2 separate regions of the Mus musculus genome follow, and region 2 is linked to region 1. The links are chromatin loops, found by intact Hi-C in ENCODE. Cell type or tissue: left cerebral cortex. All regions are shown on one strand. Links, peaks and the distances in the headings refer to the core of each region. The heading gives the core; the rest is flanking DNA. Region 1 has its middle 86 kb from the start of Gm24780. Region 2 holds the start of Gm24780 (a small nucleolar RNA gene).

The links. Peaks named below come from ENCODE experiments on the same cell type or tissue, not always from the same donor. Only the 100,000 strongest peaks of a DNase experiment are listed, where the experiment ranks them.
Region 2: a loop joins it to region 1, with 9 times the contacts of the local background. A loop is called at or near these places in 4 of 42 quality-filtered maps.

Annotation. Positions count from the first base shown.
Region 1 is chr3:33,299,402-33,315,607 of GRCm38, forward strand. No RefSeq gene overlaps it. Among named protein-coding and RNA genes, the nearest start is that of Gm24780, 86 kb to the right of the region's middle. In left cerebral cortex, for the core only: a CTCF peak has its summit at 8,933 (motif pointing right); DNase peaks (open chromatin) are centred at 6,596, 6,955, 7,552, 9,070 and 1 more place; H3K27ac peaks cover 2,720 bases.
Region 2 is chr3:33,390,690-33,406,895 of GRCm38, forward strand. Gm24780 (a small nucleolar RNA gene) reads right to left here and starts at 2,510; the gene lies at 2,368-2,510. In left cerebral cortex, for the core only: no CTCF peak of the experiment used is centred there; DNase peaks (open chromatin) are centred at 6,740, 7,843, 8,759 and 11,746; H3K27ac peaks cover 7,015 bases.

The DNA.
Region 1 (16,206 bases), core at 3,568-11,567:
AGAGACAGGCCCCAAGACGGACTAATCTGTGAAAATGGGTCAGATGCTGAGGAAAGAGCTCACATTTCTATCTGCTGTACTTGGTTATCTGAGTAAAGTAAAAACAAAATAATAGTGGCACTTGCCACTTCTCTGCTTGCCATAGGCTGAGGGCAGGCAGCATGGTGGGACTCACTGGTCTCTTTTCTAGTGTGGAGATTTGTCACAAAGCTGCATTTGCATAACAAATGGTAACACTATTATTTTTTCTTATTTTTGTTCAAAATCTTTTTTAACCTTAAAATCTTTATTTATTTTATTTTATAATTTTTTATTAGATACTTTCTTCATTTACAGTTCAAATGCTATCCTGAAAGTCCCTTATTATGCTCCCCCCCCCCCCCGCTCTGTTCCCCAACCGACCCACTCCCTTTTCCTGGCCCTGGCTTTCCCCTGTACTGGGGCATATCAAGTTTGCAAAATCATTAGCCAAAAATTTTAACCGTGGCAGAAAAGCAGGTCAGCATAGTTCTTACTGTCTAAAAAAGTGCTAGATCCATCTAGAGGGGCACCTTCAGTCCACACTCAGTACAGGTACACGTTGTGTGCTCACGTGAACCTTGCAGATTTTGTCTCTGTCAAGAATGTAAGTCATTGTTGTGCAGTTGAAAAGTAGCACCAGGAGGTGTGCTTTTTACTGTCTTATTGGATGGTAGCCAAGTCTATATCTATTAGCAAATTCTGTTCATCTTATTTTTGAGTTATTGGACCCCAGAAATACCCTCACATTCTCTTTTGAGATGGACTTGCCATGTAAAAGTTCACCTCATGGCCATGTTTGCTTTATGTTTGCATGAGATTTACACCCACGACTTCTCAAAGGCTGCAACAGAAGGCTGGAAGCATGGCCTTTGTGTAGGAGGTGAACAGCTGCGATTGAGGTTGTGTGTTTACTGACCACACCTAAGGTTGTTCTGGATTCTCTTGCTGACCCGAGCAGTCTCTACTGCTGGATGCACATAGAAAGGGTCTTCTAAACCCCAAACAGAGCATCTAGCCTCGTCATACACCATGGATCTAACTGGAAGTCAATGGACAAGTGTGATCAAGGAAGTTTGTAAACGTATTTGCTAAGGATGATTTTAGGAATTGCATGGAAATGCAGCAATGGATGAAAACCAGACAGCTTTCTGTTTTATCATTGCATTTCCAGGCACTTTCTAAACTCATTGGTAGCAAACAAAGATACTGTGTGACGTTTTGCTGAAAACAGACACTTGAGAGGACACATGATGGTTAGAAAGGATGTACATGGACTCTCACAAGCAATGAGAGGATGCTTCTGCATTGCTATCCCGAGAAACGCTTTGCTGGTCCTCGCTGATCTTCACTTTATAGAGAGAAATGCACCAAGGAACTTCTTGTGATAGTCCACTGATTCTGAATGCTTCCGTGGACCCATGCCCATTTGGCAGAGTCTTGCTGTTTCTGCTTTATCACACTATTGCTACTGATTTGTGTTTGGTGTTTGTTATTGAGTTGGACTGCTGGTATCCTGACAACAAAGAGTGGAATCACCCCAAGGAACTACTTCTAAACAGGTCTACAAACTATTTTTCTTACTGACCTTCTTTTCCCCCTACCCCTGGTTGGTAGCATAGAAGGGAGGTTGAGGCTTTTGAGAACTCTAAATAAAGTCGGTTTTGAGAAAATGTTAAGCCTACACAGCATCTTCAACAAATGGTGCAGGGAAGCTTGGATTTCAACATGCAGAAGAATGAGATTAGACTGGAATCTCACCTCTCACCCTGCCTAAGATGCAAATCCAAAAGCAACAATAACCTCAGTGCAAGATCTGTTACTCTTGGCACCTAGAGAGACAGTGTTAAGAGCTCTTGACTTCTTTTTCAGAGGACCTAGGTTCAGTTCCCTGCATCCATGATGTGGCTCATAATAACCTGTAACTTCAGAACTCCATGGGTACCAGACACACATGAGGTGCACATACCTATATGTAGGCATTCGCACATATACATAAACTAAATAAAAAAAAATCTAAAAAGAAACCTGCTAGCGTAAAACTGTTAAAGGAGAAAATGAGGAGTAAATTTTAACCTAAAGGCAGAGGTGTGGACATTTTGGATAGGCTTAGGCAGCTTATGAGGTGAGGTCAGCAATTGACGAGGGAGAGCTCATAAAACTGTAAAGCTTTTGCACATCGAAGGAAACTGCCATCTGAGTGAAGAGGAAGCCCACAGATGTGAGAAAATCTTTGACAGCTACACATCTGATATAATATTGTAAGTGTCTAGATAATACAAAGAACTAAAACATTAACTTCTGTGAAAACAAACTAACTAATTTAAAATGGGCTATGGAATCAAACAAAGTTCTTAAAATAAAACAAAAACAAACAGTGAATACTTTTAAAAGTGCTCATCAACAGCAAATCCCTACATCTATGGCTCATGGAATATCAGGGAAGAAGGGTTGGAGAGATTGTAGGAGGATCACAAGGAACCACCTGTGAGATGGTGTTTCCCATATATGACAGGGAACTATAGCCATGAAATCTCAACAATATAGTTACCTAAACAAGACCTGCACAAGGGCCACACCAGGTGCATATCAATGTGGAGTGGCAAATCTCACAAAGTCCTTTTCATGGACAGAAAGCTACAGGCAATAGATGGCTTCTGGGGATGAATTGTCTTCTCCAGTGAAGAACCTTCAGTAAGGCTATCCAACCTTAGGAGGACAGCTCTGAACACAGATACATACAAGCCATACTAAATAAACCAAACTGGCTATATTTATATACACATATGTATATGTGCATGAATATATGTATGTATATATGTTTGTATGTGTGTGTAATAATAATTAAGTAGAAGAGGCCATGGATTTGAAAGATACAATACTTGCATATCTGTGTTTAGTGTCATTCTCCTCACAGTTCCTGGGACATGGAAATAGCATAAAGATTCATTAATTGATATGTGGATAATAGAAATCTCATAGACATATGCCATGGAATTCTATTCAGCTACAAGTAAAAGTGAGCTTGGGATCTGGAGAGACAATTCAGCAGTTAAGAGTACTCGCTGCTTTTCCAGAAAACCAGAGTTCAGTTCCAAGTACCCACATGGGTAGCTCACATTTGTCTGTAAATGTAGGTTTCCACAGAATGTGATTGTCTCTTCAGACCTCATCATCCATGTGAACACACACAAACACACATACACTAAAAATTTTAAAAATAAAAGTATTAAATGTTCAGGTAAAAGGACAAACTGAAAAAAAAAGTATACTTAGTTGGGCCATCTAAGCTGGACACACACATTTTCTCTCATTTGTTGATCCTAGCTTTGAATCTTCTTCTGCTTTGTTCATTTAACTTGGAGCACTTGTGGAAGCCAGGAGATTAGAAAGGATCAATGGAGGGATGCCCTAAAGAGGAGGACTAGTAGAATGTAGATAAAATGAAAGTGTGAAAGAGAATACAGAGAGAAGAAAATCTTAAGCAGGGAGAGATTGGAACATTGAGGGAATGAGAAGGTGAGGTAAGGGTGGGCAAATAAAAAGTAATGCGTATGAAAAATCATGTGGAAGTATACTGTGAAACCCAATTTAAAAATATGAGAAAAGTTCAAAATGTTTAAAGAGCGGTACTCTGAATGGCTAGACAATCCTTCTCACAGAAGCAAAAATCCCAGTACTAGTTGTGGGCTTTTTCCACAGGAGACACTGACCAGGAAGAGCTAAGAGGTCCTCAAGATAGTACAAAGTCTTATTATTCCTTTTGGTTACACACACACACACACACACACACACACTCACACACACTCTAGAACTAAATGATAAAGCCTTACTGCTAAAGACATAACATGTCTATGGAGCAAGATACAGAGAAAACAACTGAAAACTGAACTGGAAACTTCCAGCTTGCTTCCATAGAGCCTAAAGGTGCCATGCAGGCTACTTTCAGGAAAAAAGAATCAGTAGTCTTATCCAGACATGAACCCTAAACATTATAATATCAACTTTTCACTCAAGATTTGCCTATCTAGGCAATAGTGGCACAAGTCTTGCAAAGATAACCAACGACTCTTTAATTAGATTCTAGGCCTATTTCATAGGTGAGAGTCCATGACTGATACTGTACACCTGGTCAAAAGCCCATGACTGGTAAGACTATAGGGCCTAGGTGGTAACCAGCATTGCTTAGCTAAACTGACAGCACCAAACTATCCTCTAAGTATTTATGTTTCTACAAACAAATGCTACTCACAACAGAGAAACTACTCTTTGCAGTGAAAGGCTGTGATATAAAGATATAAAGTTTGCCCGGGAGGCTGAAGGTAAGCATTGTTTGGTTTAAAGATCAGGTCTTAGTAAGACAGCTTTGCCACCCCTAATAAAGGCAAAGAAACACTGGAGGAGAGAAGGCAGAAAGAACGGAAGAGCAGATAATAGGAAAAGAGGCTTAGCCATCCTTGACTCAATGTGGCACAAGACAGCACATACCAGTGAGACTGCCTACTTATCATTTACATATTATTCACTCAGCCACTAATTAACTTAAAAATGTAAGTTAAGCACTAAGTAAACTCTAGGAATACAAAGATAAATCAAACTCATCCTTTGCCCTCAAAGTGTTATGGACCAGAAATCAGACAGGGAGAAAAGAGAAGATAATGATTCCAATTCTCACTGAGGAGAAAGAGGGGTTACAGAGTAATCATGCTTTTTAAATAAAATACATCTGCTTTTAAAAGTTGCAACATTTTATGGACATCAGCAATCTTTCATGCTAATTATGTTTATATTTTTAAAATTTTTGTTCAGCACCTCCCACACCCACACATTTTTTCCTGCCTATTACATGAACCATAGAGAGGGTTTAAAGATGTCTTGTGTGTTATATTTCATACATAAGTATTTTGATTGATATTTTATTATGAGGCTGATACACCTTCCTAATAAATTGTCTATTGTGAACAATACCTCTCTCTTTTTTCCACACCCCTCTAAGTTGATACCTTATTGGATTAGGAAAGTAGAAAAAGAAGGTAGTTTTCTCCTCAGGATTTGAATAGAAGTCCCAGAGCCAGCTATCTTCAGGGTGACTACACCCCTACACACACTTTGAAGAATTCTTTATTCTGTGGGATCTGGAAACCATGTTGGCTGTGCTGACCTCATTCCTATTCCTGGAGCTACCTTCATGAGAATTGGAACAAACAAACAAACAAACAGACAAACATCCCTAGGGATCAAGGTTGTGATCCTAGAATGGTGGGTGGTGAGTAGAAAAACATAAGATGTCAGAGCTTGAAGGTATGAGGAAAGACAGCATAGAGTCTTCCACAAAGTGCTTAAGATATGGACTCTTATCACTGCTGTAGCAGAGGAGCATGGAGAATCGGCTAGCTACTTACATATGTGGCAAGAAATGGGTGACCATTCCTAGAATGGTAGAAATAGGTCCCACAGAAAAATGTGTTGAATTCCTAAATACTGGTACCTCAAAATATGACCTTATTTGTAAATAACATTTGTAGATATGATCTAGATTTGTAGATATGATAAAGCCATACCAGATAGTGGAGGGTCTCAATATAATGATTGGTGTCATAAAAAAAGGAACATGTGGAACTTGAGACAAGAAGAAGGTTGTGTGAACACAGATACAGAGGTTGGTCAAATGTATAAGGCACTTCATTAGTGAAGCAGGGAGTTGCCAGCAACTGTGGAGAATGAAGAAGTGAAGATGCATGTTCACCTGAGTCTGTGGAATAAGTGGAGCCCGACCAATAACCTGATTTCAGATTTTGAACCTCCTGGACCAGGAAATATATGTTTTTGCTATTGTAAGCAATAGCTTGTGACACGCTGTTATTACAGTGCTAGGAATTTGTAGCAGTTAAGACCCCAAACAGTGATGCATAGTTGACTCATTCTCTGTGTTGGGATTATATATTAGAGGGTATTCTATCTACCTTGATTCAAAATGAATGAATGGAAGAACTCTAATAACAGATGTGCCTTTATTGTCATAAAGGAAAACAATAACACCTACTAATATTATTAGCAGGTGTTCTGTCTGACACAATAGAATTTTAAGTTCATGTAACTATTTATCTTTGTTTTCTGTCAATAACTTTCATCTAAGCTATTTTAAGCATATGCCACTTGAATGAAAATAGACTTTTGACACTGTGTAATCCTCTAAAGACAAATAGTCCAATTACCGACAATGAATACCTTCAAATCTGTTCTTTCTCAGACTAGATTCATTTGTTTCTCACATGAAACTTATATGGCTTCATCCAAAAATACTAGTGAAGACAGAACAGTTTGAACATGGTAGTAACCTGCTGTACACATATTTGAGAAATGAAATGACAGGTGCATTTAAGCTGTTGACATCACTGAATTGTAAGTGGTGGTATTGGGTAAGCCAGCTGTCAGCCCACATGAATAGTTTTAATGGCTTTAATGAGATGCAAACTTTCTGCTTTTTGCTCAGTGATTGAAGACAAAAACAGGATAAGTGGGGAGCTAGAGAGATGACTCACTGGTTAAGGGTACTTGCTGTTCTTCAAGGACTTGGCTTCGATTCCCAGCACCCATATGGCAGTGCACAAGGGTCTATACCTCCAGTTCCAGGTGAACTGATTCCTTCTTCTGGCCTGCTAGTGCATGAGGCGTGCAGACAGGAAAAACATTCATATACACATTAAAACAAAAGAAATCAAACAAACAAAACCCACACATGAGATTCACAAGCCTTGCTGGTCAGGAACTACTGATTTCCCACTTCTCTAACAAACAGAAGCACACATTTTTCATTAAGAAATGCTCAATTCACATTTTTTCTTTTGCAGAGGTGAACTAAATTATTATACAAGTATAAAAATTCTCTATGGCTCCATCATAGAGCAGAATTTATAGAAGCTCCTATCTGGGCATCCAATTAAAATTCAAGGACATTTTAACTATGCCAAGCTTTGTCATGAATTATGCATTGTTTTAGATTTCTGTGATCTCCTAACTTTCTTTGAAATATGGGCTCTAAATCTTGCCTTGATTCTTCTGGGTTTTGATAGGACAGTTTTATTTGAATAATTTTTCTATTCTATTTTTTCCAGAGAGTAAAGAAGATATGATGATTTGCCAAAATTAGAATGAAGTTTTTCAAAAAATCTCACACCGCCTTAAGTCATGAGAAGTTGTTTTTCTTTATGCATGTAGCTTCCGGTGTTACACAGCTACATTTTGAGCATTTGTTTTTGTGTTTGTACAGTGTTGTCAAGGGCCACTCAAATATACCTAACTTCATTTTGTAAGACTATTTTGTTAAGAAAAATGAACAATATATCCAACAGTGATAATCAGGTGGAACCAAGTAATCCCAGACATGAAAAAATTATACCACATTACTGTTTTTTAGTTCCCCTCCCCAACATCAAATAGTGGTAAGTGTTTGAAAACTCTGAAAATAAAGCTTTGAATTTTCTTTTCATGCTGATTTGGAATCCTCTGTTTCTGGATCCTGGAACCCAGAGCGTGATGGGTTTGTGAGACAAAGTCACATCCTATAGCGTAATGTGTGAAGTGGAAATTTTTGGTTTCTTTGGAGACTCAGTTGTGCCACGTGATATTTTATGAGAGGATGTTTTGCTAAAGAGACACATTGGAGGATGGTTGCTGAGAACAGACATGTTTTTCTGGATGCTGCTTGGAAAAAGGACATGTGACATTTTGCTAGAGTGGGCACATGATGTTTGGTAATAACCCAACATGCTGTGGGCGTTACCTTGTCACTCTTTTTCTGGTCTTTTCAGGCTTTGCTGCTGGTGGTCTTGGCTGATGACACTGTGGCATTGGTTCACCTTGCCTTCTTCTTTGTTGATCATTGTTTGTACTGACTTCATAGAGAGAAACTCACCAAAGAACTTCTCATCACGTTCTGGCAGCTTCTTGCCACTTCCATGGACTTGGGTTGATTGGTAGAGCCTCACAGTTTCTTCTGAATCGAACTCCCATTACTGGTTCATGAGTGGTGTTTGTGAGTGGATCTAGCTACTGTTGCTGATTCATGTGAGCTGAGCTGTTGATATCCTGACAATGAAGATTGGAATCTTTCCCCAAAACCATTTCTAAACAAGTCCACATCCCACTTTGCCCTATAATCCTTTCCTTTCCACTACTTCTGGCGCGTGGTGGGCTAAAAGGGAAGTTAAAGCATTTAAGAACCCTTATTAAAGTAGGTTTTAAAAAGTATAAGTCTACAAATGTATGAGTGCCATTGTCTCATTGCTATACAACGCTGCCTGCAGAATGCTTTCTGCAATGCCATCATCTAAAGAAACACTGGTAATGCCCACTTTTGGATAAAGGAGTCACTCAAGGAAACCTGTCTGTCTAGAAACCTGCTCAAACAACCTCCCTAATATAATAAGTTTTACATTTTTGTTCTATCCAATCAATATTAAAATAGATGAATTCCTCATTCCTTCCTTCACTTTTGAAATTATATCAATAAATCAAAGAAATCAGGAACATTTTGATTAAACCATTATTCTGCCTCAAAAAGATAATATTCTCTATTAATTTTTAAAAAGTCATTAGCATATAGAAAGCTTGAATTTCAAAACTTATGGACTTATAATAGAAGAAAACATCAATTCATTTGACACCAGAGTCACTGTCAGAGATGTTACATATGTTTTTGTAAGTTTGTTTTTTTCATAAGAACTTTTTCATTAGCTTGTGTGTTTGTTTGTTCATGGCTGTGCTTGTCCTGTAGTGTACCACTAGTCCCCTAGATGTTAGTAATGTAAAGGCAAAAAGATGATAAAAACAAAATTCAAAAGAAAAAGCAAATCATCTTTTCTGAATGTCAATCAACTCTTGCAAGTACACACTTCTGCCAGCAGGTGGCATACTCTCTATCCTGTCACCCCTTTATTCTGGCTGACCCCATTCAACACCCACTTCCCCTTCCTACGCCTAGTTGGCCTTGGCATTTCTTTGGTGCCACTCTGAGAAACTGTAACCTAATCTCTTTCTATATAGCTGAATACTTCCAGGCTTAGAGCCGGTTATGCAACTTACCAAAGTCACAAGACCACTAAGTGGTGACATCATTCTGTTGGAGGCTCAAATGCTTCCTCTTCCTACCATTTCAAAAACTGCTGAAGAGTGATTGCATGCACATCTGCATGCTGCATTCTAAACACGAGTGTGTTAAAAACACTTGTTTCGAGACTTTGACACCCACAAGTGATGAGCAATTTGGCCCAGGAGGTCTGGGGTGGGTCCTGATATGCCACATTCTAATGTGTATCTAGAAATGCTGCCATCAACAGAATCTAGGTGTTGGTAAGTCTGGTTCTAATGCCATCTACGTCTAGCCTGTGAGCGTGCAGTAATTAGTGTATTACTTTTTCTGAAACATTTTAAATTATAATCATGACAAATATAACATTTTTGATTCGTTGTTATGGTGAAATAAAAATCAGACTTCAGTACGATTAGCTTATCTGTCTGTCAGCCCTTTACAACAAGACTTCTGGAGTAGTGCTTAGGAAAATAAATGTGTAGAATATTGTCTCCAAAACATTTTACCAAAGTGGGCAGTAGGAGCTAGGTGGGAAACTTTATTCTTAAACTTACTGTTTGAGAATTTCGCATATGAATTTGGTGCATTTTGTGGAAATCTTTCCCACTCCCCCCCCCCCCCCCCCACACACACACACCATCTCTCCCAACCCCGTGTGCTCTGCTTTAAACCCTCGGAGTCCACTTCATGCAGATGCAGACAACTTTGAATAAATGCTGTCTCTGGCCCCCTTTAGTGTTTATAACCAGGAAGACACAGGTTTGGGCAACGTGCTTGACTTTGAAGGCAATGAAGCTATCACAGGGAAACTGGGGACCAGGTGTGGAAGCAGAGAAAAGACCATGTTCCCAAGGAAGCTTAAAGAAGGAAGGGGCAGACAGGGTAGGACAGGAAGGAGTTTCAAGAACAAGATGGACCCACTTTGCAATCTGAAGAGAAAGCTTTGTTTCCTGCTGGGCAAATGCCTGCCTTGTTAGCAGACTCATCGCTGTGAGTGGTGAGAACAGGGAGTGGAGAGGCCCTAACATGGATCAGAACTGCAATACACCTGCCCTTTTGCTGAGTCAGCCTGAGGATGGGATTTAGAACATTGACTCCAGTCTTAGAGAAGGCTTGGCTGGAATCTGGGTCACCTAACATCTCATGGCATCTTCACATACATTAGGATTCTGGCATCATAAATATTCTACCAATCAGCACGGTTGGACGCAGGCCCACCCCTATAGTCATTAAGTCAAAGCTGGCTGATCGGGAGATGTCACTTAGCACAGTTCTGCGAAATACATTTTACATGTGTTTATAATGGAAGGAGTACTGCATTATAATGCAACTTTAAATGTCGATAGTTGAGATTCTGAAATTAATGAATTCTACCATTATTAAAGTAAATTCTTTGACGAGTTTTTGTTGGCATTTGATATTTGGGTCTGTATAGCACAATAGTATTAGCAGGGACCCTCAGGAACAAACTCCTTTTGCTCAAGTCAGAGATAAAACAGAAGTCCTTCTTCCTCCCTCCCTCTTCTCCTCCCTCCTCTCCTCCCTCCCTCCTCTCCTCCCTTCTTCTCTTCTCTCTCCCTCCCTCCCTCCCTCCCTCCTTCCCTCCCTCCAACTCTATTACCTGGCTCAGGTGCCACTGTTTGTGCCCCAGTGTTTTCCTTGTGCATTAACACTCCAATCATGCCTCCAACAGAAACCCACCTGGAATGAACTCCTCCCATCTTCGCTAGTTAGTAAAGTTGAAAACCTAAACCTGCAGGTGTCAGTCAGCAGAGCCTTGGGTGTTTCTCAACAATCCAGCTTTCTCCTCACTGTAACTTCTAGGGCACATACATCTTCTCTGCACTCGACCTTGTAGTCCTTCCCTCTCGTCAGCATTTTCTCCTAGTGACAGTCCCTAGTACATCCCAGAATAAGCAGACTTTATCAGAAAGGGGTGTTTTTAATGGTCTGTCACCAAATTTATATTGTACCTTTCAATCCCGATTCCAACCTCTTCTTCCTATATTGTTCTTGCTATGGGTGAAATTTAGTCTACCTAAAACTCGTATATTGATGAGTGCAATCTGCCTCTCTATGTTTCCAACTATGACTGACAATATTTGAAAGGGTGACTAAGATAAAATGAGGTCACATGGATAGGCCTTAACTTAGTATGACTTTATCTTCTTTCTAAAGGAGACTGAGACAAAGACACGGTCTAGGGGATAAAGTAAGGAGGTGAGCTCTGGCTTCTGAAGCTGAGAAAGGATACATTTCTATTGCTGAAGCCATCAGCCTGTGACACTTTGTTAGGGAAGTCACTATTTCAGACCCATGTGCCATAGTTCTCAAAGAGAAAGGCACCTTACCCTAAATCAGGCTTCACTTCTACACTGGACTGTCCCATACTTTTCTTCATAGTATTTATCACAATTGGCCTTGATAAATTTTTATGGAATTGCCCCCTATTTTCTCATTATGTTATAAGGTATGTGGATGGATTAGGACCAGCAGAACATTTGGGGGTTCAGAAATAGTGTCCTTCAGAAATGTGTCCTTCTGGGATCCCTCATATTAACTGGGTGTGGAAATTTTGTATTTTGCCAGTGTTCTGCCAGATGCTATGTGAACGTTTTTTAAACCCTGGTGTCTCCATGAGTCTATGGCATTTACATAATTCTCTCTGTATATTAATGTAATGATAGAGAAGTTTATTAGATAATTTATTCCCTTGTTTCCTCTGTTGTTTTATGTTTAAACATGTTATTCATTAGATACCACGATGGTCATGGTTATGTCAACTTGGTTGGGTGTGATTGTGGGGGTGTTTCTAATTAAGATTGGAGTTGGTAGACTAGAAGAGTACTTGCCACATAGCAGTCAGTCCCCAAGTAATCCACAGAAGGTCTTGGGATTTGCTGTTCTGACTTCAGTTTGGAATTGGGCTATAGTGTAAAGAATTGGCAATACTGGTTTTAGACTGTCCCCCACCAATGCCCACTGAACCATGTAATCTGTGCTCCTGGGTCTCAAGATATCCTTGCTGCTTATTACTGGATTGCTAATTTCCCAGTAACTAAATGGCCTAATTCTTTATAATAAATCTCTCTGTATACATATACACATGCACATACATGCACACTACTCATACAAATATACACACATATACAAACATATATACACAAGCACACACACACACACACACACACACACACGCGCACTTATACATGGATTTTATTATGGAAAAACTTCCACAAATACTATTAGTACCCCAGTGTAGCCATTGCCTTGCTTCAACAATTATCAACACATGACCAGATGCAGTTAATATCATCCCATTATTATTTTGAAACACCTCCCAAATATATCATTCCATAAATAGATGCCGTGAAGTTAATTTACAGATACCTTTTAGAACTCATCACTCAGCTGGATTGGGTATCATTTTTACTTCTACCTCAAGATGAATAATACATTTATTAATTTTCTCTTCAGTCTTTTTTTATAGACATTCCATGAGTATGGAAAAGAAATAAATCATTCTGTCTACCATGAGACATAGCTATTTATACAGATTATTATGAGCAGAGAATTACATTTTGACCCTGTTAGTAAGTATGTGAATTCGGGCAAAACTTGGGTTCTGTGGATTCCTGTTTCTATCCCTCTAAAACAAAGAACACACAGGAGGACCATGCCTTGGACATGATGCTTAACAACTCCAGCTACTGTCCTTGTCATTGTTGTTACTCTGTGAAGTCATAGCTAGAGCTTGAATGTGCAGGTAAAACTGGTGACTCATCATTAATTCTTGTAGTAACAGCAGCTGAGAACACAGCAGGTGCCCCAATAATGGTACAGAGAAGCAGAGTCATCCATTCTTCCTTCCACAGAGCATGCCAGGTATCCTCATGTGCCCTCTCTAAGAGCTCTCTCCAGGGTTGGGGGAATAACAGCAGATTGATCCCCTCTAATGGTGTGCAGACTGAGTCTCAGCTTATGTCTGATGATAAATAATGAAGCAACCTCGCAGATCCTGCCTGCAGTTAATTACCCTGGGTCCAGGTCTTAGTCTTCCAACAAGCCCTTTAATAGGGGCTGTGTAGCTTCAGAAATGAGAGCAATGGAGAAATCAAAACCAGTTCCATCTGTCAAACTGATGATGGATTCTTCCAAACCTGTGAACAAATCCTGACTTGCTAATTCTATGCGCTGCGGATGCCTTTGATTATCATGAGACTCAGACAGATGGGAAGATCACTTTGTGGTTTTTATTTAAGAACCTCATGCAACTGTAGTTTTTTGGCTGAGGGTAATCAGTCACATTAAAGAATTTGCCAGAAAGTGTAACTCTACCTTGTTTATAGTTTACTAGCTAATTACACTTCAAAAATGGGCAGTCAAATAGTAAGGCCAAGCAGAAACTGCACCTGGATGCAGATTGTCACATGGCAGTGATGTCACAGGACAGATGGACATTTGTGAGCCACATAATACTTCCCTGGTGGACAGTGTGCAGCAAGCTCACAATATCATAAATCTGAAGTATTTGTTTCCACAGACTTGGTTCTGGCAAAGTCTTTGAAAAATTATCAAAATGATGACATAAATGGTCACTGTTTACAATATCCATATTCTTCTCTGTGCCCTTCATACCCAACATGGCTTCAGTTGATGTAGGAGCTCTCCTCTGCTCTTCCCTCTCTCCCCCCAGAGTTCTACCTTCAATGTTACCCACACTGATTCCTTACTCTACTCTGAGATACATCATCTTCGGAAACCTTTAGCTGGTGTCCTCTGGTGACCCGACTCAGTGAGGGCCAGTTTTGATTGTCTTCTCCGCAAGTCACTACTGTGGATCCCTTTCTAAAGAGGAAACCCAAAACTACATGGGAAGCACCATAGATATGTAACCTTGGGTGGTTTCTGGGACACATATGTCCTTTCTCTGATTGGATGGTGGCTACTCCATTCAATCAGAGAAATTATTTCATCTTGAAGTAATTTCAAGTCCACATCTCTAGCCTCCTTTTTTGTTTGTTTGTTTTTTGTTTTTTTTTTTTTTCAAGACAGGGTTTCTCTGCGTAGCCCTGGCTGTCCTGGAACTCATTCTGTAGATCAGGCTGGCCTCAAAATCAGAAATCCACCTGCCTCTGCCTCCCGAGTGCTGGGATTAAAGGTGTGCGCCACCACACCTGGCTAGTTTTGTTTGTTTCTTTGTTTGTTTTGTTTTGTTTTTTGTTTTTCATCTCTAGCCTCCTTAATTCTTTCCCCTGGTGACTCATCTGAATACTCTTGCCATATGGATTTTTTTAAAACATGTAATCTTTACCAATTTGCCCTGGTAAAGAGTCTTCAGTGTGCATCTCTCTAGTAGGATAAATCCAAAAGTTCCCCATTGAATGCTTGCATGCCCCAGCACCATCAACCTGTCTTTTTCTGTCCCTCTGACTATCAACACAGACTCTCTTATTTAACCAGAACAGTCCACACTGCCCCGGTCTTATCACTTCTCATCTATTGCTTTGCATGTTCATATTTATCTTTCATCAAACACCTTTCTAGATAGACTGTTAGTTCAGGTATATTAACAACATGTAGGTCTTGCTGAGTCATATACTACCGGCCTTTGAGAGTCTGGGAGGAAAAATAATGCAACACAAGAACCCGGAAACTGATCTGAAATACATAAACCTGTAATCCTGACACTTGTGAGTCCATTGGATGAGCTCTCTAAACTCTGTGGATACAAGCTTCTTAGTTTGTAACATATAGTGTCTTCTATCTTACAGGCTTGTTGTTAGAACTAAGCAGCATTGCAAGTTGCATGCATTCAGTGAATTGTAGCTATTAGGATATTAAACATATTGTGAATCTTCAGTGCTGGAAATGATGACTAGTAAATGGCTGATACTTAATAAATCGTAACAAGATCAGCTGCACTTATATTCTTGGCATTTATTTGTGGTTATTGATATAAGTAATGACCCTTAAGATAAAAATGAGGAAAATTTGGAGTTTCTCTACATTCAGACTTCTTTTTAGAAACCTTGATACCACTCACTAATAAAGATGTCTTTAGTTATGAATACAGGGGTTTCAGTTGATCCTAGACCTTCAAGTATCACCCATGATGGAAAAGCCATTTGGCAGACATGAAGGTGCACCTGCCCACATTGTGAGTTGTATGGAATAGAAAGAAGTGTCTTCTAAATTTTGACAAAATAAATGGTTGCTGATATAAAAGAAAGTTCTATAGGACAAAGCATGGAAAGAGAAAAAGATCTTCAGAACTTTGGGAGGGCAGAAGTGGAGATGACCACAGAGAGTGTTTGATTTCTGTCCAGTTTGGTTTTTGGTGCTGTTCAACATGGGTTCCTATTCGTCAGGAGAATCAGGACAGAACCCTAAATCTCAGTTAGATGAGCTTCCGTGATCTACAGAACCTTTGATTTCCTGTCCTGCCTGAGTATCATGTAGTCTATTATTTAGTTGATAACTTCTTCAAATTGACCCACTTTGGTTTCACTCAAGCAAACTCAAATGAAAGTTTTATAATAGAGAAATGAAAGTCATTACCAGAGGAGGAAAAAAAAAACTAGAATCAGTTTCCATAAATAGGAGAGAACTGTGAAAATAAACAGAGCTATCTTATTAAAGAAATTCTTAGCTAAAATTTCCCAGTGGAAGGTTGGAGCCTGAATCTTCTTTTTCTTTAATAAAAAGAGAGTTTGTTAAGTATTATGATTTTAAAAAATAGCATAAAAAATCTCAGGTCTCCTCTTTCATGCAGTTTGAATGTATCAAAAGAAAACAGGAAAAGATGTGCTTGCTCAGTCCCTCCCAGCTGCCATTCAGTACCCCAGTTCAGTCACCATCCTCTGGTCTGTCAGCAGCATGGACTCCACTAGCTAATCCAGATCATGTTCTTCACATCCAATAACATTTACCACGTGGTACACAAAGTTCAAGGAAAATGTTTGAACTGGCATTCCAGCTCAGGTGTGGGGCAACAGAACGCTCATGGTTACATAATAGTTTTGTTTCTATAGATACCTTCATCTGATAATTAGATGAAGCTCCTAGTGTACTCTCAGTCTCTGTAATCAAGTAAA
Region 2 (16,206 bases), core at 4,776-12,775, 92 kb after region 1:
TTTCACAGTTTGGCTAGAGGTTCATTCTTACCAATCACCCACTATAATAGCTGACTTAATAGCAAATCTCACAGTGGGTCTTTCCCTCTTAGACTGATCCTTTTATCTAACCATGGTCCATGCACCTCTTGAATCTCTCTCAAAACTCTCCTGCCTTTAAGTTCTTTGAGCATATCCTGCTTTGAAACTTGAGCTAAGCTGTCAAAATGCACGATTTCCAGAGCATCTCTTCTCATAGAGAACAAATACTCGAGACTAGAGTCACATAGGAACTTAGGAGAAAACAGCCTGAGCTGGCAGAGTTAGATAAGGTGACAACTCAGAAGCCAACACTGAAGCCAGGTCTTATAAATTAGAAAAAAAAATGTGCCAGCCAGAGACGATAAAAATAAATGATGCATAAAGCTAAATGTTATGCCTCTTTTCTTATTAGATTCTTATGTAGGGTTTAGGGACTAGAATTTTTTTCTAATACAGTAATCTGTATTAGAAAGTCACCTGCCTGTAAGTCAAGGGCTCAGACCTAAACTTGGCAGCACATGCCCTATACTCACAGGATAGAGAAAGTAAGTGTGCCAACCTCAGGTTGAGAGTTTATTGCAGAGACAACTCAGGAGTTTAGACATGCTTTGGGAGGTGATTGAAGACTAGGTTGACAGACAGGAGAGACTAATTTTTTTTCTTGTTGTGGAAGTTGTAGGATGTCACAGTGTGTCTCACAGTATGTCCCTCTGTCCACATATCTTCACTTGCAAATATTGATTGCAATGGTTTGAGATCTCTGCCTTCTATGACTCCATCAATATTGGGTTCTCATTGAGACTCCTCCCGGTTATCTAGTTGTTACCCTGTGTCATAGAGATCCTGAAGCTTTGGATCAGCAGGACTGGCCTCAACCATTCACAGATGATGTAGATTTTGGGATGGACCAACTCAGAGCCCTGGATCTGGGCATGGCCGGTAGCTGAGCCAGTCTCTGCATTGGCTCTCCCTTATCAGCATCACCAGCAAGCTCTCTAGCCCTATTCAGGCTAGAACATCCAATGCCATCATCATCAGAATGCAGGGTCAGCTCTCCTGCTCACATGCCCTCAAGGCCAGCTTACCCACACCCAAACCTCCAAAGCTAGTTCCACTGTACTGCCCAGTTAAGGTGCAGGGTCCACTCCCCCAAGTATTGCAGCCTGTAAGGGGCTGGGCCAGTGCTCCCACTTTCACAGCCTCAGGGCTGGCTGACCTGTGCCGTTGCAATGGGAGCCAGCTCCACTGTGTTGCCCAGGTGGGGTACAGGGCCCTCTCTCCTGAGTGCTGCTGCTGGTGAGCCAGGGCCAGATCACCTGCTCTCATGACCCTGAATCAGCTCTCCTCACTGCCTCCAGTGGCAGTGACAAGAGCCAAAGGGGCAGAGGCCATCTCCCACCCCCACCCACCAAGCCACCTTAAAACAGGCAAGTGGCAGAACCAGTTATCCCTCAATCACACCCTTGGGGTGGCTCACCCATACCCCTGCCAACAGGATCAGCACTACTGTACTGTCTGGGTGAGGTGAAGGGCCCACACTCCTGAATTCTGCAGCTGGTGAGGGGCAGGGCTAGCTCTCCTAGGCTCATGACACTGTGGGCGGCTGGCTTTCCCAACTGCCTGAGGTGGAGAGGGGCTGGGGGCAGACATCACTTCTGTACCTGTGCAACCCTACGGAAGATGAGTGGCAGGGTCAGCTCTCCCATACCCACCACCAGTGCCAGATCCACTGTGATGCCTGGGCAAGGTACAGGACCCTACTCTCCTGAGTGCTGCTGCTGTCAAGAGGCTGAGGGGTGGAGCTAGCTTTTCAGCGTGCCAAAGGCAGTAAGGGGCAGAGCCAGTTCTGCCCAGCCCGTTGGCATCCATGTGGTCATGTTCTCTAGTGGTAATATGAGCTACAGACATTGACACTGATCCCTGCTGCCTTGTAGACAAGGACCCAGTTATGGCCTTCAGCAGCAGCTTGGGCTGGGACCTCATCATAGCCACAGCTGGCAGGGCTGGCCACTCACAGCAGGCTACTCCTCTCCACTCTTGAGTCTCCAGTTCATTCTCTCTTCATAATGCTTATGCTACTCCACTTCTCCTTCTTTTTCAACTGCCCACCATAGACTTGCACATTGTCACTACTGCTACAGGCTGGCCACAGTTGACAGGCCCCTGAGTGACAACCCTTTGTCTACGCTGCATGTTTTGTTGGCAGGCAGGTGTCTATGGCCTGCCTGTGCAGTGGGTCGAGGGGCACTGTGGGCATCTTTCCCAACCTATACCTGAGTCACATGGTGGAACACAGATTTCTGTCTTCCTCCTCCCATGCTGTGCTGCCTGGGTTTGATTTGATTTTTATGAGTCCTAGGCATAAAACAGCTTTGACCATCAAGCCAGGCATCAAGCTAGGATGAACAAAGTACTGCCATCTGATTTGCCCCTGACTGATATAAAAACACCACCACCAACAAGGTGTCTCTTTGCCCATTGCCAGAACAACAGGTAGAGGGGTTGTGGGTCGGGGGACAGACACAGCTTTTAGGAAGTCTTGGATCTGCTGTGAGATTGTATCTGTTCTCCTTTGTGTCTAGCACTTTCAAAGCACTAAAACTTACTGAATTTGAGCATTTTCAGAGATTCTAATGTGTATGGGTTTTTTTTTTTTTTTTTTTTTGGAGGGGGAGGGAGCAGGGAATAGGGAGAGAGGTTGGGTTTATTCAGAAAAGGAAAACATTGTTGGGCTAGTTACTTCTCTGTCGCCATGACATATGGAGAATCATCTGGAGAGGGAATCTCGCTGAAGAAGATGCCTCCATCAGGTTGGCCTGTGAGCAAGTCTGTGGGGGATGTCCTTGATGGATATGAGAAGGTCCAGCCCACTGTGGGCAGTGCCACTCCTGGGCAGGTGGTCTTGGACTGTATAATATGAAACTGAATAAGCTGTGGAGAGCAAGCCAGTAAGAGTGCTCCTCCATGACTTCTGCCTTCAGCTCCTGCTGCCAGATTCCTGCCTGGAGTTCCTGCCCTGACTTTCCTTCATGATAGACTAGTAGCTATCAGATGAAGTAAACCATTTCCTCTCCAAAATTGCTTTGGTAATGATAATTATCACAGCAATAGAAAGCAACCAAGGACAGTAAAGCCAAGGACAGTGAAGGAGAACTTCTGAAGAAAAAGAAAGAAAAAAGAGGTGTGTCTGAAGCCGCACTAACTGGCTGATTAGAACTTCAGTAACACAGAGGGGTGAGAGTGTGGCAGGTTCTGAGCCTAGTTACCTTATCTGGGCTAGTTTTAGCCCCATGAGTAACCAAATAACCGTCCCTTATCCATCCCTTGTCCATCTCTGTGCCAAAATTAATATCCTGTGACTAACTTATAAAATCCTTTTAGACGCCATTACCTTAGCAGGCAACTAGCTCCCACAGACCCCCCAAACTAGGAATGTCACTGGGTAACTAATCTAATTCCTGCAGGGGAGATTCTCAAGTTGGTGTGATCACCTCTCTGATGTTCCCACCTATGTGCTTCAGCGAGTCATGACTTATACCTTTCTTTGTTCTGTTCCTATAAAAACTTCACAAAACTGATTCCATGCTGGAACATGAAATTTCAGGGTACCAAAATCTGTGTTCCTGGGCCATGGTCATTCACGTGTGAAATTAGAATAAACTCTTACTTATTCCCTTTGAGCAGCTGAGAGCTCTGTCTTTTGCATCAACAACACTGAATTAAGGAATTTTAAAAATGGATTCTCTGGTATTTCATACTTTAATATAATTTGTTTAGATCAGGCCCACCCATTTCCCAACTCCAGATAGGCTTCCAGGAGGGACTCTTTTTACACCTTATTTTTGCCATAGATTCATTTTACAGGTATTTTAAAAGTCCAAAGACAAGTTAACCTAGACTATTTGTTAGTGACTAAGTTTTAAAGTCATCCAACTGCACCCCAGTGTTCCTTCTCCAGGAGAGCTTTGAGTTGGCAAATGGCATAAGGTGAGGCTGTAAGGTAAACATAGATAATCAGCAACTGTGAGATACTTTAAATCACTGTCCTTTGTTATGTGGGTAGTGGGATGGAGGGATCAGTAAAATGGGATGAGAGGGAAGGAAACCTGGCAAAGGAAGGAGGAGCTTGGGGAAAGACTAGAGGTGAATGAAGATTTACCCAGAGAGGCATCTGGGACTCACCTGCTGGCTTAATGTTAAATACTCTGAAATATCCAATTACTTTTAATAAAGATCAGACACTCAGAGTATTGGGTAGTTAGACTAATCCCAAAGGAAAGCAATCTGACAACAAAGCTGTCATGTGTCTTGACCAAGACTCAATCTGTTATCTCTGTTCCAAAGAAAGCAGTTTACCACAATTAGGAGTTTTTTTTTTCCAACTTTCACTGAGAGGACTATGTCTGCCTTTCTCTACAAGAATTCTCATTCACTTATAAACCTCCAGGGGTTAGTGAATATTTACATACACAAATTGAGTGCTGATAGAGTCACAGAGCTGCATGCATGAGTCAACACCTTAGGATTTATTTCCATAACCTTCAATTTGTAAACCTGAGAACAGTTTGTTTTCTTGTCTGCATGGTACAGTTTTAGAACTATGATTGATTAACTCCTTATAAGAAAACCTTGGTCTGGAACCAGGCACACACATTGAAATGAAATTTATAGGATTTGGGAATAAAGGAGTCTTATACTGAGAAATGACTGCATCTCTAGAAAATCTATAATTTCACACAGCACTGAGAAGGTTCCAATGAACATTTTCACAATGTAAAGGGCTGATAATGTAAAACTGGTGTCTGGACCGCTTGGGAGCCACTTCTCAGAGAGGTGTTTTAATTAGGCAGACCATTTGGAGCTGATGATTGGAAACTTGAAATTAGCATAATGAATTATCTTATCTTTATTTCCCTTATAATATATGCCCACAGTTTTAAATTTCATTGCTAACTAACCTAAAAAGTTATCAGTGCAGGGAAACACACACACACACACACACACACACACACACACACACACACAGAAAAGTTCCCATCAGAAAGCTCTCAGCCCTTTGTGCAGTTATGTAACACCCACTGGAAACAAAATTTTCCCAATTGGGAATTACAGTTGGAAAGTTGCATTCAGAGTGAAAGTGTATAAAATGAGATTAAAAATCCTTTTAAAAATTCTCAGCAATTTTTAATGAAAAGCAGGAGAGAAACAAGACTCTCTGGACTCTTTCATTTCTGAGCAGGAAGTGGAACCTGTTGAATTTGTAAAGACAAGGCTAACAGAAATGAGAGCGAAGTCCCCTCGCCAGCGACTAGACAAAGGAAGTTTGTTTCTCATGCAGTGCAACCCTGAAAGCATGGTTTTTCACCAAAGGACTCAAACACCCTTATTTCTTCCATCCTGTATTCCAGCGGCTGATTTCAATGTCACTGGTTTTACTTGTATCTGTCTGGAAGGGAGAACTACAATGATCACTATCCTCAGCGGGTTTGTGGGTCCACCTTAAAAGGTCAGACACAGCCTTTCCTCTCATTCTCTTGACTAAAGTTTAGTCCCATTGAACTATGCTGGGGGCTGGGGATAGGGCCAACCTGAGTGTCCTGAAAGAAGAGAGGAACACTGGTGACATCAGAAGGAGATTCCTGCCACTGTAGACACTGCTTTGTACTTTTAACATGAAGTCTGAAAGAGAAGATAGGCACTATCCATCAATATCATTTGAGAATATTTCACACTACAAACATCTGTTTTTCTCAACCTCTAAATCAGTTCAGAGGCATTAGAGAGACTGTTTCTCTGGCTCTGTATTATTATGATTGGCAAGTATCTGGACTTTTAAAAGAAGTTTGTCTTAGCTATAGAGACGTGAGATCTTTGTCTGGAGACTTCCTACAGCTCTTATCAGGGTTGACCTAATTAGAACTCAAGTAGGGTTTTGTGATTCTAAATTCTCTTGCCACTGTGATGCCTAATTTTGGTTGTAAATTTGACTACATCCCGAATTAACTAGAACCCCAAAATAGGGGGGCACACCTGTGAGGAACTTTTTGCTTAATTTGAAGTAGGAAGATCCACTTCTAATCTGGATCTTTGAGATGGGTAGACAGGCCTTTAATCCAGATCTTTAAATTAGATCTAATCTGGGCCAAGCCTTCAGATGGAAGTCTGTATGATGACATAGAAGAAGGGAGATTTTGCACTTTGCCTGCTTGCCCTCATCTTGCTAGCAAGGCAATTACTTCAAGAATTAGAATCTACTTATTTGGGATTACAGCATATAAAGTCATACAGACTCATGGACTGAGTAACTTCTAGATTCTTGAACAATCTGTTCCTATCCAGCCACTGATGGATTAGTTAGACCTTAGCCTGTAAGTCATTCTAATATCTTTTATATTCTAATATCACACACATTATATATATATATATATATATATATATATATATACATTCTATAAATTGTTACTCTAGAGAACCCTGACTAATATGCCATGGTTGGCCCCAGCTCTTGCGCCCATCACCACAGCCCCGACTCATGACTTTGCTTTCAAAAAATATCTTGGTAGTTTCTTTTCCTTATTCCCATCCCCCATGTTTTTTTTTCTTCAAAATAGCATGCTGGAAATCGAAATCTGTGCTATAATTAAAAGCAGCAGCTTCTCTGGGGATGGGAATCATGGGAGCGTTCCCAGCTCGATTTGTTCCTCAGCTCAAGCTTACCATAAGAGCTGTTTTTGGTACAGGGACTCTCAGGGGAAATCAAAGGAGCCTTGGAAACTGGCTGAGGATTTCCAGGTTAAGCAGCATGGAGCCACCGCAGAGACAGGGCTGAGACACCTGCTGTTTGCTGAGCAGCCTATGGCCCTGACACCATAAGCACCTGCCCACTGTGCTGTGCCAAATGCCTCCAAGTCCCTTACTTCAGCTCATGCTACCAAAGTGGCATCACTTTGAATGTGCCGTTCCATGACTATTCTGCTAGAACAATGTTAAATTTTCATAGATTCAGTGCTGGGGAACACAGGAGAGAAAGCATTCATTATTACCATATTCAACCCAAAAGTTATTTGGCTAACAGAAGTGGGTCTTTTCTGATCAAAGTGGTGGTCTCTCATGTTGCTGAAGCGTGTTTGCTCAGCACACAGCAGCACATAGCCATTGTCTATATTGAAGTCGTTTAGACCTTTCCTCCTTCCGTATCATAATGATAATGGATGGACTGAATTAAAAATTGACGGCAAAAGTATTTTAATAGTTTGCCTTACCCATGTGTGGAAATTAATTTTCCTTCCTTACCTATATGCATTCAAGTTCTCTTCGTTAATATCTGTGTTGTTTATCCTTTAAAACTGTCCTAAAGAGCCTATTTTTAAACAGAGTTAGGGATTAAGAAAGATTTAACAACAAAAGTATATTGAAATTTAGTATGTGCTAGGCATTGCCTTCAGCTCTATGTAACTGATGAGACGAGTCTTGTAGCTTATACTCTAGGAGTGGGACCAGACAATAAGACGTAAAAATATAAATCAACTAGTGAGATAAGTGTGGTGAGTTGTTGCACAAATGATGAGAAAGATACATCTACAGAAAGACCCAGGGAAGAGGGGTTCTCCTTATACAGTCTCTTCCTCCTAAGAGGGAGGAGGAAGGTATATGAGAGTAGAAAGTTGATGAAAAATATGGAACTTGGAATGTTTCAAAATCCTGGAGCTAGAGAGAGAAGACGGCAGTGGAGCTGTCTGAAGGTGGCTCAGGGAATGCCAGGGCTGGGATGGGCTTTGTGCCATTGAGACACCCAGGCTCCTGTTAGTAAACTCTTCACTAGTACTCCCTTGAGTAAAGCCTACAAACTCACAGGTTAGCAAGCTAGATTCTGAGAGAATTGCTTGTCTGCTGCTGGTGTTCTCTATTGGGTGAATAGTTATCTATTCTTATGATCACAGCAAAGATCGTACAACAGGTCCACAAAAGAAAAGAATTGGCAACAAGCCACAGCCTTGGCATGCTCCAGCTGCAGCGCAAAGCTCATTTTTTTGCCAAAGCAAATTAAGAAAAGGAAAAGGTGGGAAAGGCTAAGGTGACAAACATTAACAAAAATCTTCAGAGTATTGAGGACGGTATTTATTAAGAATTTACCTGAAACTGATAGGGGACTGGGAAATAGTTCAGTGAGTAAGTCTGACAACCTGAGTTTGATCATTCACTGGGACCCAGATCTTGTAAGGAAAGCTCTGACTTCTGCAGTTGTCTTCTGACCTCTGAACATGTTGTGTACACACACACACACACACACACACACACACACACAAAGAGAGAGAGAGAGAGAGAGAGAGAGAGAACAATAATCATATAAGTGTAGAATTCACACTGAGCAGTAAGAGAAGGACAACTGGAGGATATGTGAGAGTCCCAGGGTTAGGACTCCAGCACAGGATAGTGTGCCGAAAGAGGCACCGAGATTAGTCATGTGTAATGTGTGCCTCAGAGAAAAATGTGGAATCAAGGACTCTTAGGTACTTAGGAGAAGCATGGTGTCATTTGTGATGACAGGGATGCTTTGCTGCTGGTTAAACCGCTCAGATGTTTATTGCATTATTAGTTTCTGTCAGACACTATGCTTGGTATTGCATACCGTGCGAACACCCCCCCAAGAAATTCTAAGTCAGAAATTATGAGAGCTGGCAGTAGGCAGAGGAAGAAGGATGAAGAGGAAATGACAAATTTAAGAAAAAACGTGGGAGTTAAAGAGTTGGCAGAATGTGGCGCCTGATGTTTGAGAGCGAGAAAGATTCTGAGATGATTTTTAAATTTCTGATGCAAGTGGGTTGATGGCAGAGCCTTGAACAAAGACAGGGAATGCACAGTCACAAGGTTGTTTGTGCACAGGAAATGCACGGTCACGAGGTGGTTTGTGGACCAGGCCATTATTCCCTTAACGATGGCAGCTAGTGATTGAATGCTGGCTGCTTCCTGTGTCCCCTGTAGTGCTTGCTGCTTAACACAAAGAGCCCCAACTTAAACCTATGGCACTGCTCTTGTTCTTATGCAAGCGTTATCTAGAACTCAGAGATGTTGTTAAATAACTCAATGTCATATATGCAGGGATTGGGAGAGGTGGGCTTAGTATAGATGTAGCTGCTGGGTTTGAGTTGACATAGATATGTGGTCAGAAGCACTTAGTGCATTTATGAGCATGGGCTTAGAGGTGGATCCTATTTGAGAGTCACCGGCATGATTGGCTGCCCTTGCATTGATTTTCTTCTTTTTCTTATCTCCCTTTCCACCCTAAAGTATTCTCTGGATCTGTCACTCAAATTAGCTCCTTGCCCTTGAATCCTTGTGCTGGTCTACTTCTGAGAGAGCCCAACCTAGAGGTAAATTTGAAAATGAGAAGCACTGAACAGCAAACGGCTTTCTTAGGAGCTGGCTGTGCAAAGAACGAAATAAGTTCAGAAATAATTGCAGGAAAGCAAGGTCTACTTTATAAGAAGAGAAAGTATTAGAAAGGAAAAGGTTGAAGAGGTCCTGATGAGGACTTGTGCTGAGAGAGTTTAGCAAACCAGGGGCAGAAATGCCGATGATGGCAGTAATGTGAGATTGGTTTAAAACTAGCTGGAGCCTAAGAAATGGCTCAGCAGATAAGACTAATAATGCTTGCAAACCCTAACACAGATAAAAACCAATAGCAGTGGTCCCCATCTCTACCCCTAGCATTCCTGTGGTAGGCTATGGGGACCAGGTCATTATTCTGTTGACAGTGGCAACTAAGTGTTGAGTGCTGGTCACTTCATGTGGTCAGCTGTGATGCTTGAAGCTTTACACACCAACTCCAGGGTACAGAAGAATCAGCTGGAAGCTAGGGGAACAGCTAGCTTGGAATATGCAACATAGACTCAAGAAAAATACCTCAATAAGGTGGAAGGGAGAAGCTATTGGCTCCCAGAAGTTGTCCTCTGACCTCTACATGTCACCATACCATGTACAGCATCTCCCTGATAATCTCAAGTCTAGTGAAGGAATTTACTATACAGATGAATATGTGAGCAGCTCAGATTACCCTCAGCTACTCTAGGTTCTGATGACCAGATCGGAGTCCATCATATTAAGGATTCATACCCTTGAATAATCTTTGTGCTGTCTTTTCAAATCCTCTGTTCTTTACCAATTCCTAACATATAACTCTGACCTTGAGATTTCCTTGAACATATTGTGTCTTCTTTTTGCAGGAAGGATACAGCTTACAGATTACAGAGTCGCCAAATTGAAGAAGTTCTAGAGCTACAAATGCTCGTGCATCTACGAGAACCATGGAGTCTCATAGATGTTCTCTTGGTTATAAAGGAAGGTGGCACAATGCCAGACGATCATCACCCAGAAAGGCAAGAGCAGAGAAAGCAGCGTGAACAAAGAAGATACACACCACCTTTTGAAATAAAAACTAGCCTGTGGTTTGCATATTTTTCTTAAGTCTTACTTGGTATTTCCTCTTCCTTAGTGTCTTGTTTTTCTTCTTGTCAGCCACAGAGTATATTATCTAACTTCTGTCACTGCGTCTATTATTACTATTATTCAGGAGAGAATCTTCCTTCCGTGTTAAGATGGAGGGAGGAGGGGTGAGGTCATGGTGGTCAGGTGAAGAGTATTCCTGCCCCTCAAGGAGTCATGTCAGCAACTGGCTCCACCCCAAGAGACAGAAGTAGCAAGAGATCAGGCAGGCCAATTAATGACCATCTCTCCCCATGGCCATGAAAATCATTAATCATAAAGCTACTACACCATCACTGGTCCTTTAATGATGATTTTAATTTGCATACTAGGCAAATAGTCTCAGGAATGTTGCTTTGGATAGAGGTTGTGAGCCATGTCCAGGCAGGATGCTTCAAGGTCAATTGCACTTTAATATTCTCCTTCTGAAAAGTCACTCCTTCATTTTGACAGCTTCATTTTATAAACGCTCTTACTCAGCCAGGTAAATTAATCCTAGCCAAGCATTCATGTTTCCAATAAAAGGAAAAAAAATAATGAAAAGAAAACTCGCTTTTAAAATCGAAATGAATCCAAAGGCACTACTTGATTAATTATTTTTTATGTTGTGTGTGTGTGTGTGTGTGTGTGCGTGTGTGTGTGGTCGTGCCCATGCACACGCGCACATGCACAGGTGCATGTGTATGTGCATACATGTGGAAACCAAAGGACAACCTTTAAGTGTTGTTATTCGGGTGCTGTCCACTTTATTTTGAAAAAGGCTCTCTCACTGGCCCTGGGTTCGCCACTAAACCCAGTCTCAGCCTCCCAGTGTTACAAGGATATACCACTACCCCTGGAATTTTCCATGTGGGTCCTGGGGGATTAAACCCAGGTCCTCATATTTGCATGACAAGCACTTTAAAGACTGAGTCATCTCTGCAGCCCTAAACTTGGCCTTAGACTCCTCCAAGTGATTTGCAAATAAAATTAGACCCAGGGATATTAAATGACTGTCAGGGGTTACAGAGCAAGTGACCACAGAGAGCAGAAGTCTTGGTATTTTCCCCTCAAACTCCTAATGAAATTAGATACATTAAAAGACTCCATAGTGCATCCAAAAGTGCATGTTTTCCAGAATCAATTCAATCCTCCACTGCTGAATGTTCCTGCATCCCAAATTAGACAGACTGGCTTGCAGCCTCACTTCGCTGCCATCCAACGTTGTGTCATCCCTAATGAATTTTTCTTAATTTGAAAAGAAAAATCTATTTACTTATTTTTCATTAAGTAATAATACTTGTCTGGAGGTGACATGGCCAAAAACTGCAGGCATGTGAAGAAACAGCTCAGCTGCACTTGAATGGTCTTTTAAGAAATAGTTAAATCCCCAACATACCAGGGCAGAATGCATAAGGAGAACTGTCTGACTTGGCAAAGGCATCCAGGCTTCTGAGTGCCTCACAGCTGCTTCTTCTTCTTCTTCTTCTTCTTCTTCTTCTTCTTCTTCTTCTTCTTCTTCTTCTTCGACAGATTCAGTTACTGTGCAGTTTGTTATTGCTTTGTTTCTCCATGGCCTTGTGCATGCTAAACAAGCTGACCCTAGCTCAGCCTCACTCATTCTTGCCTTGTGTAACTCGAGAAAGACACACAGTTGATACAATTCTTGTTGAAAGTCACACACTGAGTGGCATCCTAGCCTGAGTGTGTCCCCAGGCTCTGGCTCTCGTGAGTTTCTTCTGGGCTCTGTGGCCCCTTACACTATGAGATGGTCACCATATAACCTTGTTACACACTGTCTCTTTGCCAAGTGCTTAGGTGCTCACCAGTAGGTGCAGAGACAGCACTCAACTCCTAGACTGTGTCCCTGAGATAACTGGAAGGAAATGTATTGTCTTTCATCAGAACCCTCTGACATCTGTGTAGATCCTGTGGCATCTTTGACTGGTGGCATTCCTGCCTTACCACACAGACTATCAACAGGGAATAACACACTCCTATCAGGACAAGACCCTTACTTCACACACAGAGGGCTACACATCTGTGATGGATAATGTGGTCACTTAGAATAGATATAGGTAGAATCAAGGATCTTAAAGAGCCACTTCAAGGCAAAGAGAGATGAGGGTAGAAACACAGTGTAGCAGTGTCATGATGACTCAGTTTAGAGAGTTCTGGGATGAGACCACAGAGCTAATGCAAGAGTCTGTGCATCATGTTTTCACATTCTGCTCTTATTGTCTATTCTAGACAGATATGAAAGGCTCATTTTGCACCCATATGACCTCAAATGGCCATGCATTCCAGTAACATCCTCCTTAGAGTTTTCTGCAGTATCCTCTCTAACCCTGGCAGCCCCCGTGGGAACAAGGCATTGTGTGATTATCTTGTTCATAACTTGTAAAATGAGTCTGCAATTTACCAAAACTCATCATATCACTTGGGCTGATTGACCTGTGCTGTGCCATCAGTCTATGTGCCGTGCCATCTGTCTATCAACCCAAACCATTTATGACTACTTGTTACATAAAAAAAACCAAAAAACAAAAAACATTATTGTGGACATGCTGAGGTATGTTGATGTAGAAACCTAATCTAGTCTATTCTCATTTCTATTCTTCTGTAACTAAAATGGGAGATGAACGTAAAGGGAAGATGAGCACGTGCTTGCAGACACAGAATGTAATAATCACACCACCAGTAGAAACAACAGGAGGAATAATGGTGTGGCATGAAGTGGAAACATGGCCTTTTAGGAAAGCAAGTTGTGTCAGATGGTGTTTTGCTGGGGCGAACAAATAAAGGAGTGTTTTCCTGAAGCAGACACAGGTGAAAGGATGTTTTGCTAAAGCAAGCACATGAAAGGATGCACGATGCATGATTGATTCTTTGCTAACAACACACATGTATTGGTTTGCCTTACATTGCATTGTTGAGCTACATTTGTTGTGACTCCATAGAGAGAAATGTACCACAAATCTTCTCGCAAGGTTTCTGTAGCTTCTTGTCACTTCCTGAGACTTGGGGAGATTGACAGAGTGATGTTGGCTGATAGAGAATTAAGTGGAGGTTCATTAAGACAGACTTACATGCTGAGGCAAGACCTGTGGAAGACAAGTGATGTTTGGAGAATGTGTAAAGAGGACTCAGTGGACAGTGATGAAGGCTTGGCTTTGCAATGCTTCTTGGTCTCAACATTTTTTGCTCATCTCTGCTTTAAGAGAGGCATAGCGAAGAACTTCTCCTGGTGTCTCTGGTGGTCCTAGTCCCTCCTGCTGACTCATGCTGATTTGGCTGAGACCTGACTATTTCTGCTAGGTTGCGCTACCTCTGCTGATTCATGTTTACTATTCTGACACTGGTGAATTGGAATACTGGTATATTCGTGTTTGCGAGTGGATAAACTGCCAATGCTGATTTCTGTGAACTAAACTGCTGATTTCCTGACAACACAGATTAGATTTGCTCCAAAGAACAATTTCTAAACAGATCCACTTCCCTTGTATCCTAATAACCTTTTCTCTTCCACCAGAGGTTCCATAAGGGAGGTTAAAGTGTTTAAGAACTGTTATTAAAATTAGGTTTGAGAAAAATTTAAGACTCCAGTAGTATATGCTCCCGTCAAGCTACACCACAATGCTTTCTGGTTAACATTTTTTACCTTATCCAGCTGAATCAGATACTGGAGAAGATGGGAGCTATCTTGCTATGAAGGTTCAGAAAACCCAAGGGAAGGGGTGAGACTCCAAACTTCAGGCCACAAATACATCCTCAGGTTTTTCTTGAGTAGAAGATATAACACCATAGTGGCTGAGAAAGGTACAGGGACATGTCACTTGGGTTGGCAACACACAGGGCAGCAAGTGGATGGGACACCAGGGGATGCATTTGAGACCATTGGCAGGAATCATGGGACTATGGGCTTTCAAGTTAGTAAAAATATGTGTTAACAGACCATCTTGCTAAACTTTACTACATTTCTAATTTTTAGAATTAATTGGTGGGAGGTGTGGAATAAGGGTTACTTTATTTTAAATTGATCTATAGTTAGCTCTCTTTGCAGTTTTATGCCTTCTTAGCACATGTGTTTCAAATAACTTTTATCTCAGTAGACCCTTCAATTAATATACAGAGAAGAAATGGCCTTATTTGTAAATTGTTTATCTTTTGATCTTTTAAAAATACCCAATGGAACTTTGTGCAGTATCATGTACATGAAATTGGGAAACTTGGTGCCAAATATGGATTTATTTGCTATAAAATGAAACAAATGTGCACAGCGAAGGGAGTCTGCCATAAGAGTGAGCTTTGCTTAGCCAGGTGACACCATTTGGAATGTTTTTCTAGTTTTGGCACTAGCTTGTGATGACCCATTTGCATTCTTCCAAACTAGTTCTTTGATCAAACTTATTGCTTAAATGTATTTAACAATATTTTCAATCAACAAAATTGTTGGCTGAACTGTTTAAGATTATAAGATACGTACTATGTCAATTATTTTAAGTTATGAAGGAGTTACCCTGGAACAATGAAATGATCCAAGGTATCTCTAACCCTGCCAACGATGAAATGATTAGGCTTTAAAAGAAACATCTGGGAGTCTGTCCTTAGGTTAAGCTAATTATTGGGATTTGCAAAATCTATATTCTGCCTTGAAATTATTCAGTCTAACCATGGGGTTGATGCCTAAGCCTATCCCAGAAGCTCGCCCATTTTGTTCTTTGCTTTCAGAAGTTACAACAAAGCGTTCTTGAGTAATGCCTCTAGTATCCCATGATGGGTGCAAAGAAGAGTCTAATTATTAATTATTCATGAGGAAACTGTGAATTATGAGTTCATCTTGAATTAGAAAAATATCCACAAATCATTTAAGCATAGATATTTTTTACTACAATGTGTGAAAATATATTATCTGTCATTTTAAGGATTGGTTATTTTCTGCAGAGGTCACTCTAATTGACACCTCAGGTATTGTTTACCAGGCAGTGTCCACAGAAGAATGTGAGTGTGCTTTCTTCAGTCATCCTGGCCTTTGCTCTCCTTTTAATTCTATCCTCTTGTGTCTCAGCAGAAAGAACTAAGTGCTGCCTTTTGGCTAAATGAACATGGCACGGTCATTGAAATATATCTGACAAGTATCTCTGAGAAATGAGAATTTCAGAGATGTCTTTATCCTCATGGATTTTGTTTTCCTAGTGGCCTTTATCAATGAATAACAATGGTAAAGAGAGAGTGTGAGAGGAAGAGAAAGACACAGATGGCGACAAAAAACGACAATGAGACAGAAAGACATACAGGCAGAGAAAGACAAAACACACAGAGGGAGGTAGAAGGAGACATTTACATTTTTATATCACAGGCTTTACAATGCGCTCTCATGAATAATTATTTCACTTATTCCTTAAAAACGAGGCCGTGGGCTGAGGAGATGGTTCAGCCTCTTGCAGGTATGAGGACCTGAATTTAGATTTCCAGAACCCATGTGACAAGCCAGGTGTAGTGGATCCCTGGAACTCACTGGCTCGCCAGTCCATCTGGTGAAACTCCAGATCAGGGAGAAACCCTATCTCAGACAGTGCTGAAGGCTCTTAAGGACCAACACCTCAGGTTATCCTGTGCTTGTCATATGCACAGTATGCAGTCTGAACCTGTGTCCATATACACATGAATGTACACACACACACACACACACACACACACACACACACACAGGCATAAACACAG